4 separate regions of the Homo sapiens genome follow, and all the other regions are linked to region 3. Evidence: chromatin contacts called from ENCODE Hi-C or POLR2A ChIA-PET data. All regions are on one chromosome and are shown on one strand. The core of a region is the stretch at or near the end of the contact, and the rest is flanking DNA. Distances in the headings are between cores, read along the strand shown. Region 1 overlaps CAMKK2 (calcium/calmodulin dependent protein kinase kinase 2). Region 2 overlaps SPPL3 (signal peptide peptidase like 3). Region 3 overlaps LOC105378258 (a long non-coding RNA gene). Region 4 has its middle 21 kb from the start of XLOC_009911.

The links. Hi-C counts contacts between places; a loop is a spot of excess contacts on that map. ChIA-PET counts read pairs that join two places held with the same protein, here RNA polymerase II (POLR2A). Pooled maps may share reads with other maps.
Region 1: a pooled map shows a loop between it and region 3 (4-fold over the local background). The contact joins two enhancer-like sites. A Hi-C loop is called at or near these places in 19 of 168 maps with a recorded cell type or tissue (CD4-positive, alpha-beta T cell, CD4-positive, alpha-beta memory T cell, Caco-2 and 16 more), 14 of 37 single-sample maps with no recorded cell type and 24 of 50 pooled maps. POLR2A ChIA-PET finds 5 or more read pairs at or near these places in 5 of 52 experiments (HEK293, Panc1, WTC11 and 2 more).
Region 2: a loop to region 3 is called in a pooled map, with 2.6 times the contacts of the local background. The contact joins two enhancer-like sites. A Hi-C loop is called at or near these places in 1 of 50 pooled maps. POLR2A ChIA-PET finds 5 or more read pairs at or near these places in 3 of 52 experiments (A549, OCI-LY7 and activated CD4-positive, alpha-beta T cell).
Region 4: POLR2A ChIA-PET joins it to region 3 with 24 read pairs in activated T-cell. The contact joins two enhancer-like sites. POLR2A ChIA-PET finds 5 or more read pairs at or near these places in 3 of 52 experiments (B cell, Panc1 and activated T-cell).

What each region holds. Positions count from the first base shown.
Region 1 is chr12:121,239,261-121,241,960 of GRCh38, forward strand. CAMKK2 (calcium/calmodulin dependent protein kinase kinase 2) reads right to left here. Exons shown (of 17, transcript NM_001270485.2): 17 at 1-1,609. The coding sequence ends at 1,439. Among named protein-coding and RNA genes, the nearest start is that of P2RX4, 30 kb to the left of the region's middle. RefSeq lists a silencer at 1,506-1,585. Within about 2 kb of position 1,396, at least 24 of the 41 ENCODE cell types and tissues checked have a DNase peak (open chromatin) inside an H3K27ac peak, as active enhancers do; they include CD4-positive, alpha-beta T cell, heart left ventricle and spleen, where a contact is called at or near this core.
Region 2 is chr12:120,885,021-120,887,720 of GRCh38, forward strand. The region is part of intron 1 of SPPL3 (signal peptide peptidase like 3); the gene reads right to left. Among named protein-coding and RNA genes, the nearest start is that of SPPL3, 18 kb to the right of the region's middle. Within about 2 kb of position 1,276, at least 5 of the 41 ENCODE cell types and tissues checked have a DNase peak (open chromatin) inside an H3K27ac peak, as active enhancers do.
Region 3 is chr12:121,059,486-121,062,185 of GRCh38, forward strand. LOC105378258 (a long non-coding RNA gene) reads right to left here. Exons shown (of 4, transcript XR_007063492.1): 4 at 1-271. It also overlaps the pseudogene OASL2P. Among named protein-coding and RNA genes, the nearest start is that of OASL, 22 kb to the left of the region's middle. RefSeq lists enhancers at 517-606, 727-896, 917-1,096. Within about 2 kb of position 1,251, at least 20 of the 41 ENCODE cell types and tissues checked have a DNase peak (open chromatin) inside an H3K27ac peak, as active enhancers do; they include CD4-positive, alpha-beta T cell, heart left ventricle and spleen, where a contact is called at or near this core.
Region 4 is chr12:120,924,661-120,927,360 of GRCh38, forward strand. No RefSeq gene overlaps it. Among named protein-coding and RNA genes, the nearest start is that of XLOC_009911, 21 kb to the left of the region's middle. RefSeq lists enhancers at 407-1,606, 1,572-2,121. Within about 2 kb of position 1,276, at least 6 of the 41 ENCODE cell types and tissues checked have a DNase peak (open chromatin) inside an H3K27ac peak, as active enhancers do.

The sequences.
Region 1 (2,700 bases), core at 146-2,645, 180 kb after region 3:
GGAATCTCCCAAGGCAGAGTCCTTCCAGCTTTCCTCCCCCTCAACTTCACACTCCCCTACCTGTGGCTCTGGAAGGAGTCACACTTGAACCTCAACCAAACTTCCCAATATCAGTTGGAAGTCAAAAAGATGAACCCTTTCTTTCTGGACTTTTAGCTACAAAGGGGAACTTCCTGTGCCAAGCCCTGGTTTCCTCATACCCCAACGAGTGCTGTGGGTTTCAACAGTCTTCTCTAAAAGGGTGCCCCAAGGTTATTGTGTGGAGTCTAGGGAAGCTCAGATCCTCAGGATGATCATTTGTGTGTTGGTCCAGTGAAAGCATTTCCCACCTGGCCCTCCAGAAACTGGGTATTTCATTGACCACAACAATCAGCTAGGATTTAAAATGAAAACAAAACCTTAGCAGTCTTTAGAATATACAGGTTATGAACTAGCTAAGCTGCTAATATATATACAGGCGGGCATAGGTTTCATCGGCTCTAACTGATCACATGCCTGAAGCTGTGAAATATATCCTGGAAGCTCTAAATAGTTTCTGAACTACTGTGCTCTAGAGTTCACTCTAGTTAGAGACTTGAAAAATGTTTTTGTTTAATCTTAAGCCATGTAATGTACATGGAAGCATAGGATTTCACCCTGAAGTTTTCGTAATTTGACAAAGAGATTTACCAGAGCTCGGTCAGCTATCTCAGAAACCTGCTTTGAGCAGCTGTCATGAAGAAACACGTTCAGTCTTTCAGGAGAAATGTTTCCCCACCACAGCTGCTGAATACCCTTCCAGGCTTGGAAAATCCCCTTCCAGCAGCACTTATTAAATTTCAAGCCCTTTCTGTTTTCCTGACTACAATTCTACCCATAAAAAATTTAAAAATCCTTCTTACAAATAAGTTGCATCAAAGCTCCCTGCAGCTACTGAGGGCCAGCCCTGCTCTGACTCCTTGAGACCACGGCTCTGGAAGGTGCCATGGTTTCCGGTTTGCACTAGGAGCCACATCTAGCCCCCTACTCCCTCTCAAATGCAGCAACCACCTCCATGGCCTCAGACCGCCGGAGTTTTCTGCTCGCCTTTCCACAGTTGTCAAACCCCACACACAGTCACTTGGTATATCTGACGTGGTTCTGAAAATCACAATGAAGGATTTTTGGCATAAAAACGTTTTAAAAAGCAATTGTCCCAAAATGCACGTGGGTTTGGGTCTGCAACTCCTCACACCCGCCTGTCCAGCCAGCCAGCGGCCACGGTCGACGTCATGGAGTCAAGTCCTTTTTTTTTTTTTGTCCCCTTTAAAACAACAAAGGAAAAAACAAATAACCAGAGATGACGATCGAGGCTCTACACACGTGCTGGGTTTCCGTAGGACATGCTGCTATGGAAACGCGGTGCAGCAGCCCCCCAGAGGCGACGCGGCGCGCATGCGAGGTCGAGCGATCCAGGCAGCTACTCGGGCTCCATGGCCTCCTCCGGCCGCAGTGGATGCATGCGTGCGGGGGAGCCGGGGGCGGGGGCCCAGCAACTTTCCACGCAGGGACTGCCTCTCACAAGAGCACTTCCTCCTCCCCCACGGGGGGCGGGTCGGTGCCCTGGAGGTTGTCTTCGCTGCCTTGCTTCCTGCTCACCGAACAGAAAACCAACATTAAGACTCTGAGAAATGCCAGCGAGGCCCTGAGCCAGCTGCTCCCACATCTGGGCCCCCTGCCCAAGTGGGCCGTCGCGCACCCCCTGGAACGTGATCTACGTAACCCAGTCTTTGAGATCCTCTCCCCTTTTCCTTGCTCACATAAATTTTTCAAAGGAGACTTTGCACGCAGCCCCTCTGTAAATGAAAGACCAGCATCATTTGCCAAAAATAGCAAGGACCCGTACAACAGTTCCAAAACTATGTAACACCAAAATTCACTGCACAAATCCCAAGTAGAAGGCACCCCCCACCCCACGGCGCCTGTCATACCAGGTTTTTAGGTACTTCGATCCCCCACTTAGGCTATGAGCCCTTACAGGGAAGGGACTGTGACGCTTGTCCTCAGTCACCAGATGTTGAGTTCCTTGTGTGTGGGGGTGATCAGAGCCTCCCCTGCCTGGCCTGGCACACAGCTGGCCCTCAAGAAAGGGCAGATGACAACTGCTCCAGGGATCCTCCCGCCTCAGCCCTCCTGCAGCCAGCCCTGAGGGAGGAGCACCTCAGACAGAAGAGGAGGCCCCTTCCCTCTTGGAAGTGGGAGGAGGAGAGCCCTTGTTTCCCTGAAGAGCCCAGGCTGGAGCCGCCGGTGTGACAGCGTGGATGGCGTGACAGGTGCGAGGGGAATCCCCGAGCCTATCCCCTCACCACCATCACACAGCTCCCCTGTTCTTAGGGAGGTCACTGGGCATGCCACATGGGTTACTGTCTGTCCTTCCCCCACAACAATCCGTGTCTCCTGTCCAGGAGGGAGACTGTCCTTACACAAGGGAAAGGAAGCGTGATGTCTGGCTTGCTATGTTTCTGATGGAGAATGTGGGTAAGGTCCCTGGGGAGGGGGGCGCTGTAACTAGACGTTAGGTCAGGCCCTCAGTCTCTGCCCTCGCAGTTGCCTGTTGGTAGGGGTTGGGTCTTACTGCAGACGGCAGGCAGGCCCCCAGTCCAAGACCCCCAGTGCCTGAATCAGCTCTGTGAGCTCCCATGACCAAGGCATCCTACCTGCTGGGGGCTGAGGGCAGGGGAT
Region 2 (2,700 bases), core at 26-2,525, 170 kb before region 3:
TGGAGCTTAATCACTGCAGACTGCACTCAGTTGGGAACAAACAAAAAAACCCTTATATTAATACTTTGTAATACCAACAAATCAAAGCATTTCAAACTCAACTAAAAGACATTTCTTTCTTAGTAAGGCTAAGGCTTTCAGACACATTTCAAAAATGAAGCTAATGAACAAGTGTCAAAGTATAAAATATTTGGAAATTATCAAAATAATAATGTATACAAAAACTCAACAGAACCACCAAATAAACTGATTAAAAAGATAGTACCACTTACGGTGTTCTTTAATTCCATAATTGTGCACGGGACCTACAACACATAAGTATTTCACATGGCCTTCAAATTCAAACAAATCAGTGAACTCACAAATGGGCCCTGGGTCCATATTATCACAAATGCCAGGGTATAGCATGTAAATTAAGTCATGATCGTTGTTCTCTTGGTCAGAATACCATTTATGGACTCCAACTCAAAAGCATGTGAGTACCACTTAGAATAACTACATGTCCTTAAGGCATCTAATAGTCAGTAATAATGCAATGGTCAAATCCTGTTAAAGTATTTGTATCTAAACATGCAAGTGCCCATAAAAAGTTGTTTTTTTAATCCTCTGTCACTGGAGCACTGATCAGCTATCCCTATCTTCAACCATCCTTGAGGCAATGACCTACAACTATGGTTACTAAGGGATCACAACTCAATTGCCTCCAGGAGCTAGGTAAACAGCATAAATGAGTGAGGTAGAGATTCAGTGTACAGTAAACAGAAAGTGATGGGGACTCAGCCAAATTAGAAAATGTAAGCTGTGAGTAAAGTCATTCAAACATTAAAACTTTTTTTTTTTTTTTTTTTTTTGAGACAGAGTTTTGCTCTTGTTGCCCAGGCTGGAGTGCAATGGCGCGATTTCAGCTCACCGCAACCTCCACCTCCTGGGTTCAAGCAATTCTCCTGCCTCACACTCCTGAGTAGCTGGGATTACAGGCATGTGCCACCATGCCCAGCTAATTTTGTATTTTTAACCTGTCCATGTTGGTCAGGCTGGTCTCGAACTCATGACCTCAGGTGATCTGCCTGTCTCAGCCTCCCCAAGTGCTGGGATTACAGGCGTGAGCCACCACGCCCGGCCAAAAAAAAAAAAAATTTTTTTTTCCAAATTCAGTCCTTCTAGTAATCAACTGACTGACTAGGAGACACAATCTATACAACAGCCCACTCTGAAATCTCCTTGTCTCTAAATTGTCTTAATTACATCTGCTGGCATTTGACACCCAGTCTCTAACACTATAAACTTCTGATGAAAAAGGATGTGGTTTATTCTATTTTAGTTACTATAGCAGAGCCCCAAAAGGCATAAAGTCATTCATTAAACACAGAGATCAAATTCACAACCTTACTCTGTCTAACCAAGTGAGCTGTGTGGTTAGGCAGTACAAGTGGTATATAACTGATACACAACAGGCCAAAGCAGACCTTGAACACCTATAACCATCAGAACAAGGACCAAACGATAACAGTTCCAACAGATTTACTTGCTGAGAACTATAGAATCTGGTACATCTCTAATGAGGAGGGAGGCAATTTTCTTCCTCCTGTGAATTTAACTGCTCGCAACCAAAAATCTGAGCTATGAGGAGCTTCCTCTCTGAAACCCTCTAAACACCCTCTTCCCCACTGAAAGAAAACCCGGCAGTAACAATATAAAACTAAAGAACTAGAAATACAGACTGATCACACACTCATCTGTTTTTCCTAAAGACACACAGATCATACATGTGAGCAAAAATCTAGATCATAAGTATTTACCACCTCTGGAACCGCACTGTTCAATATGGGAGCTGCTAGCCACATGTAGCTACTGAGCACTTGAAATGTGGCTAGTCTGAATTGAGAAGATCTTGTACTAAAAAAAGTTAAAATGTCTCATTAATTTGTATATTGATTACATACCATCAGTGATATAATAATTTTTTTTTTTTTGAGACAGAATTACCCTGTCACCCAGGCTGGAATGCAGTGGCACGATCTCGGCTCACTGCAACCTCTGCCTCCCAGGTTCAAGCAATTCTTGTGCCTCAGCCTCCCACCATCACGCCCGGCTAATTTTTGTATTTTTAGTAGAGATGGGGTTTCACCATACTGGCCAGGCTGGTCTCGAACTCCTGACCTCATGATCCACCCATCTCGGCCTCTCAAAGTGCTGGGATTACAGGCGTGAAATAAGTATTTTTATGTAAATTAGTATCACCTTTTTAAAAAAACTTTTTAATGTGGCTACCAGAAAACTTTACATTACATATATACCATATATTATACTTCTATTGGGCAGTGCAGCTCTAGAAAAGGTAGTATTTTACAACTAACTCCTCCAGTGATTATCCTCCTGGCAAAGAACTGACACATCAAGGCACCCCTCACCGCCACTTCCACCCACCAAACCTTCAGTCATGAAACCACTCCTAGTCCCAAGCTTACTGATGATGCAGCAGGTTGCCAGAGTAATTCGGTTAATCACTTAACCAAAGGGAAGAAACTAGTTTAACAATTATCTGAGGCTAATTTCTTTCTAAATTATTCCAGCACGCAAAAGAAATAAGAAGTAGCCTGAAGAAAAATCTGTGAACCAAAGGTGTACTAAATTTTTGTTCTTGACACAAGATTTTTAGTTGACTAAAACAGAGGTTCAACTTTGGTAGTACACTTCTAA
Region 3 (2,700 bases), core at 1-2,500:
ATCAGCTCATTATAGAAGAACTGATCCCTCAAGAACTGCTCAGTTCAATGCCCGGCATCCTTCACTTCATCCTTCCAGTCTCCCTGGGGCTGGAGGCTGTTTTACGAAGGCAGACTGGAAGGATGTTTTATGAAGACATCCAGCCTGTCCCCAGGGGTGTCATACAGGTCCTGGAAGCCTGCCATCTCTGTGGGACCAGGAATGAATCGTCTCTGCTTCTGCCCAGCCCTGTAAGGGGCAACTCCCAGCCTTTGTCCAGTAGGCCACAGAACTGCAGAAGGGCAGGGAGATGGTGTGGGTTAGAGAGAGAGTTAGCTGCCCTTTTTCTTTCTTTTTTTTTTTTTTTTTGATACAGAGTCTTGCTCTGTCACCCATGGCGTGATCTCAGCTCACCGCAACCTCTGCCTCCCGGGTTCAAGGGATTCTCCCACCTCAGCCTCCTGTGTAGCTGGGATTACAGGCACCTGACACCACGCCCGGCTAATTTTTGGTATTTTTGGTATTTTTAGTAGAAACGGGGTTTCACCATGTTGGCCAGGCTGGTCTCAAACTCCTGACCTCAGGTGATCTGCCCGCCTTGGGCTCCCAAAGTGCTGGGATTACAGGCGTGAGCCACCGACGGAAGAATCACTAAGCTTACTTTCCTCTTTTTAGGGTGCAGAGAGGGCTAGGGGGCCCTCCAGGCATCAGCTGAGCCTCCCTCTGCTGGGCTGCCTTAGTTCAGCAGCCATCTCTCCTGCCGGCTGAGAATGGAAACTGAAACTGAACTTTGTTTTGTTTGTTTGGGTTTTTTTGTTTTGTTTTGTTTTGTTTTAATTGGAAACAGAAAATTTGCTGAGCTTTGAAAGAGGAATTTTCTCTTTCCATTTGAGGTTGCCAGGAAAAAAGGCTGGAGATGGAGCCAAGTGCCCCTTGGGCTTCCTTGAGAGGAAGGTTCTCAGGCTGGGAGTTTCCCAGGGTGTCCTGGAGCTGGGCTGCCCCCACCTCTCCATCCCCTATTTCCTGCTGCAGGAGCAGACCTTGTCTCCCTACGGGAACTCAGTAGTGTCTGCCCCGGAATCAGAAGGTGCTGGCTCCTTGGGGTGAGGGGATGGGGGCTTGGGCTGAGCCCCGGGAGTCCTGGGGCCTGGGATTGACTCTTTATTTTCTAAAAGCAAAGACATACTCACCCCTTTACTACTTGTTTTGTTGCGTATATTTAGGTCTCCCCTATCCCCTCACCAATAATCCACAGGAAGGAGGTAATCTTTTAAAAAATTGTCTTTAGGGGGCGCTGTTCTCTCAAGAACTTCATTTTGAAGAGCAAACTGACAGTTTGTGGTAGACACATTGGCTTTTAAAGATCTCAACTAGCGACCAGGCGCGGTGGCTCTCGCCTGTAATCCAGCACTTTGGGAGGCCGAGGCGGGAGGATCGCTTGAGGCCAGGAGTTTGAGACCAGCCTGGCTAACATGATGAAACCTCGTCTCTACTAAAAATACAAAAAAATTAGCCAGGCGTGGTGGCAGGCGCCTGTAATCCCAGCTACTTGGGAGGCTGAGGCAGGAAAATCACTTGACCCCAGAGGCGGAGGTTGCAGTGAGCCGAGATGGCATCACTGCACTCCAGCCAGACTGTCTCAAAAAAAAAAAAAAAAAAAAAAAAAAAAAAAAAAAAGGAAAGAAAGTAAATCCCACATTGATACTGTGGAGGCCATAAGTATGCACCTATAGGATGCATTTTAAAAATGCCCTAACAACGCATAAATATGTCACTGAGGTTTGTTAAGAATGTCCAGATTTCCAGCCTGGGCAGCATAGTAAAACTCCATCTCTACAAAATATACAAAAAAATTAGCCGGGCATGTGGCATGTGCCCGTAGCTACTAGGGAGGCTGAAGTGGGAGGATCACCTGAGCCTGGGAAGTCGAGGCTGCAGTGAGCTGTGATCAAACCACTGCACTCCAGCCTGGGCAACAGAATGAGACCCTGTCTAAAAAAAATTAAAAATAAAAATGTCCAGATTCATGACAGCCTGTCTCTCACTCTGCTTAACAGAGTAAAAAATACTGAGCCCTGAAACACAGGCTTAGAAGATTCAAAAATTGCCTTGGAGAGGGAAAACCACTAAGTGGGAGATGCCTGTGAAGAGCTTGAGTTACAAAATCTTTTTGAAAACTGAAAGTGGAAAAGAGTAATATTTGTATATTACCCCATAACATATACAAATGTATAGCTGTATCTAAATAAATTAACGAAATATTGGAAGTGCATATTTGATTTCCCTTAAGCTTATGTAATTAGGGCTATGCCAACATATTTTTATTTTTCATTTATTTTTATGTTTTTCCCCATTGATCCATGTGATTCTCAAACACATTTTTATTTTCTCCCTGGCAAATATTTGTTATTAGTCCATTGGAAAAATTGATTGGATTTGGGGATCACCTTGCATTAGGGCATTTTTGGTATATGTACTCATATTTTAAAAACTGTGAATTCCAATATATATTCTTAATAGGAAACTGCGACATTTTTGTCAATTTTCCTCTCTTCCACAAGATGATGCTCCACACCCACCTAAAACAATCACCATTTGTAGTTCCTAGGATCCTAGTACAGAAGAGACAGAGGGGATCTGCTTAATCCTTGTTTTTCAGAAGGCAGACAGGAGCCCAGAGTGTTTACCAGGGCTCTTTGACATTATGGTATTGATATTAAC
Region 4 (2,700 bases), core at 26-2,525, 130 kb before region 3:
AAAACTAGACCGGGTGCAGTGGCTCATGCGTGGTAATCCCAGCACTTTGGGAGGCTGGAGCGGGCAGATCACTTAAACTCAGGAGTTCAAGACCAGCCTGGGCAACATGGTGAAATCCCGTCTCTATTTAAAAAAATACAAAACAAATTAGCCAGGTGTGGTGGTGTGTGCCTGTAATCCCAGCTACTTGGGAGGTTGAGGCAGGAGAATTGCTTGCACCTGGGAGGCAGAGGTTGCAGTGAGCCGAGATTGCGCCACTGCACTCCAGCCTGGGCGACAGAGTGAGACTCTGTCTCAAAAAACAAAAACAAAACAAAACAAAAACTTGAAACGGACACATAGAGAAGGTAAAGAGATGGTGGAAGGGCAGACAGGTCATAGGTGGATGGTGGGGTTAGGCTTTGAATCCAGGGCCATGTGGTACCCCAGGAAGTGGAAGGGTCTGGGTTTGAGTGACTGAGATGGGGGCACAAAGAGAGGAACTGAGTGGGCATTGAAGGAGGTGATTCTAAGGAAGAAGGAGCAAAGGGTAGCCAGGCACGGTGGCTCATGCTTGTAATCCTAGCATTTTGGGAGGCCAAGGCAGGAGGATCGCTTGAGGCCAGGAGGTTGAGACGAGTCTGGGCACCATAACAAGACCCTGTCTCTACCAAAAAACAGAACAAAACAAAACAAAACCAGATATGGTGGCGCACACCTGTAGTCTCATGTAGTCCCAGCTACTTTGAAGACTGAGACAGGACGATCACTTGAACCTAGGAATTCAAGGCTGGAGTGAGCTATAATCATGCCACTGCATTCCAGCCTGGGCAACAGAGCCAGACGCTGTCTCTACAAAAAATAAAAATATTAGCCGGTGCCATGATAAGTATTTTTTTTTTTTAATTAGCCAGGCATAGTGGCACACGCTGCAGTCCCATCTATGGGAAGGCTGAGGTAGAAGGATCACTTGAGCCCAGGAGGTGAAGACTTCAGTGAGCTATGATTACACCACTGTACTCCAGCCTGGGCGACAAAGTGAGACTCGGTCTCCAAACAAACAAACAAATGGCTGGTGAGTATTTGGGAGGAATCACTGCCCCGTGGCTGTCCCCTTAAGCCAGTGTCTCAGATGCTGCCTCTGAGGTCCAGCCATTCCCTAAGAAATGCTGACATCAAGGTCCACACCTCCTTCCCACAGGAGGAGTTGGAAATGAATCTCAAATTTCACCAAGGCCCCTGCTGGGGGATGGGGGTGGAGGTTGTGCCAGTGATCACAAGTCCCGATTTTCATGAGCGTCTCTGCTCAGATCCTGTCCCAGAGGCCTAGCACTAGGGTAGAATGACAATAGTCTTCCCAGCGTTGCCTGAGATGAGTCATAGGTGACGCCCCTGCCCTACAGCCTGGGCCTACCTGGGCAGGTAGAAGCATGTCTCAAACCCCTCTGGCCGCTGCCAGTGGTTCAGAGGATCCTGTCGTAGTCAGCCTCATTCCCCAACTGAGAAACCCCTGGCGTTGGCTTGACGGGGGAAAAACAGAGCTGATCTGCTATCCTGAGTCAGCTGTTGGGAGAACCTGACTTCTCAGGTGAGACAAGGACCCCCAACAAGGCGAGGCCTGGGAATGCTACCCAAGAAAAGGAAACAGATGTGACCCTTCTGCTCCGAGCTCATTCCATGGTGACTCAAATAACCGAGTCTTCCCTGGCCTCTCAGCTCCAGCACCTCGGCCATTCCCGTATCACTGCTCAGTTTACCTTGACTCATCTGGTTACTTGACTGTTATCTCCCTTGCTACCCTGGAAGCTCTACCCTGTTGCTCCTCGCTGCCCACCTGGCATGGAGCTTGGCACAGAGCTTGGCACAGAGCAGGTGCAGAACTGGTATGGATGAGCTGTGAATATAAAGGGACCCAGTTTACTGGCTCATGCCTGCAATCCCAGCACTTCGGGAGGCCAAGGCAGGCAGATCACTTGAGGCCAGGAATTCAAGACCAGCCTGGCCAACATGGTGAAACCCCATCTCTACTAAAAATACAAAAATTAGCCAGGTGTGGTGGCACACGCCTGTAATTCCAGCTACTAAGGAGGTTGAGGCAGGAGAATCACTTGAACCTGGGAGGCAGAGGTTGCAGTGAGCCGAGATCATGGCATTGCACTCCAGCCTGGGCGACAGTGAGACTCTGTTTCAAAAAAATATATATATATATTATATATAATATATATTATATAATTTATGTATAATATATGTATAATATATAATATATATTATATAATATATGTATAATATATAATATATATTATATAATATGTATAATATATAATATATATTATATAATATGTATAATATATAATATATATTATATAATATATGTATAATATATAATATATATTATATAATATATGTATAATATATATTATATATTATATAATTAATGTATAACATATATTACATAATATATGTATAATATAATATAATATGTATTACATAATATATGTATAATATATAATATATAATATATGTATATTATTAATATATTATATATAATATATGTATATTAATATATTATACATAATATATGTATATTAATATATTATACATAATATATGTATATTAATATATTATATATAATATATGTATATTAATATATTATATATAATATATGTACAATATATAATATATAATATATCTATATTATAGATATATATTATATATAATATA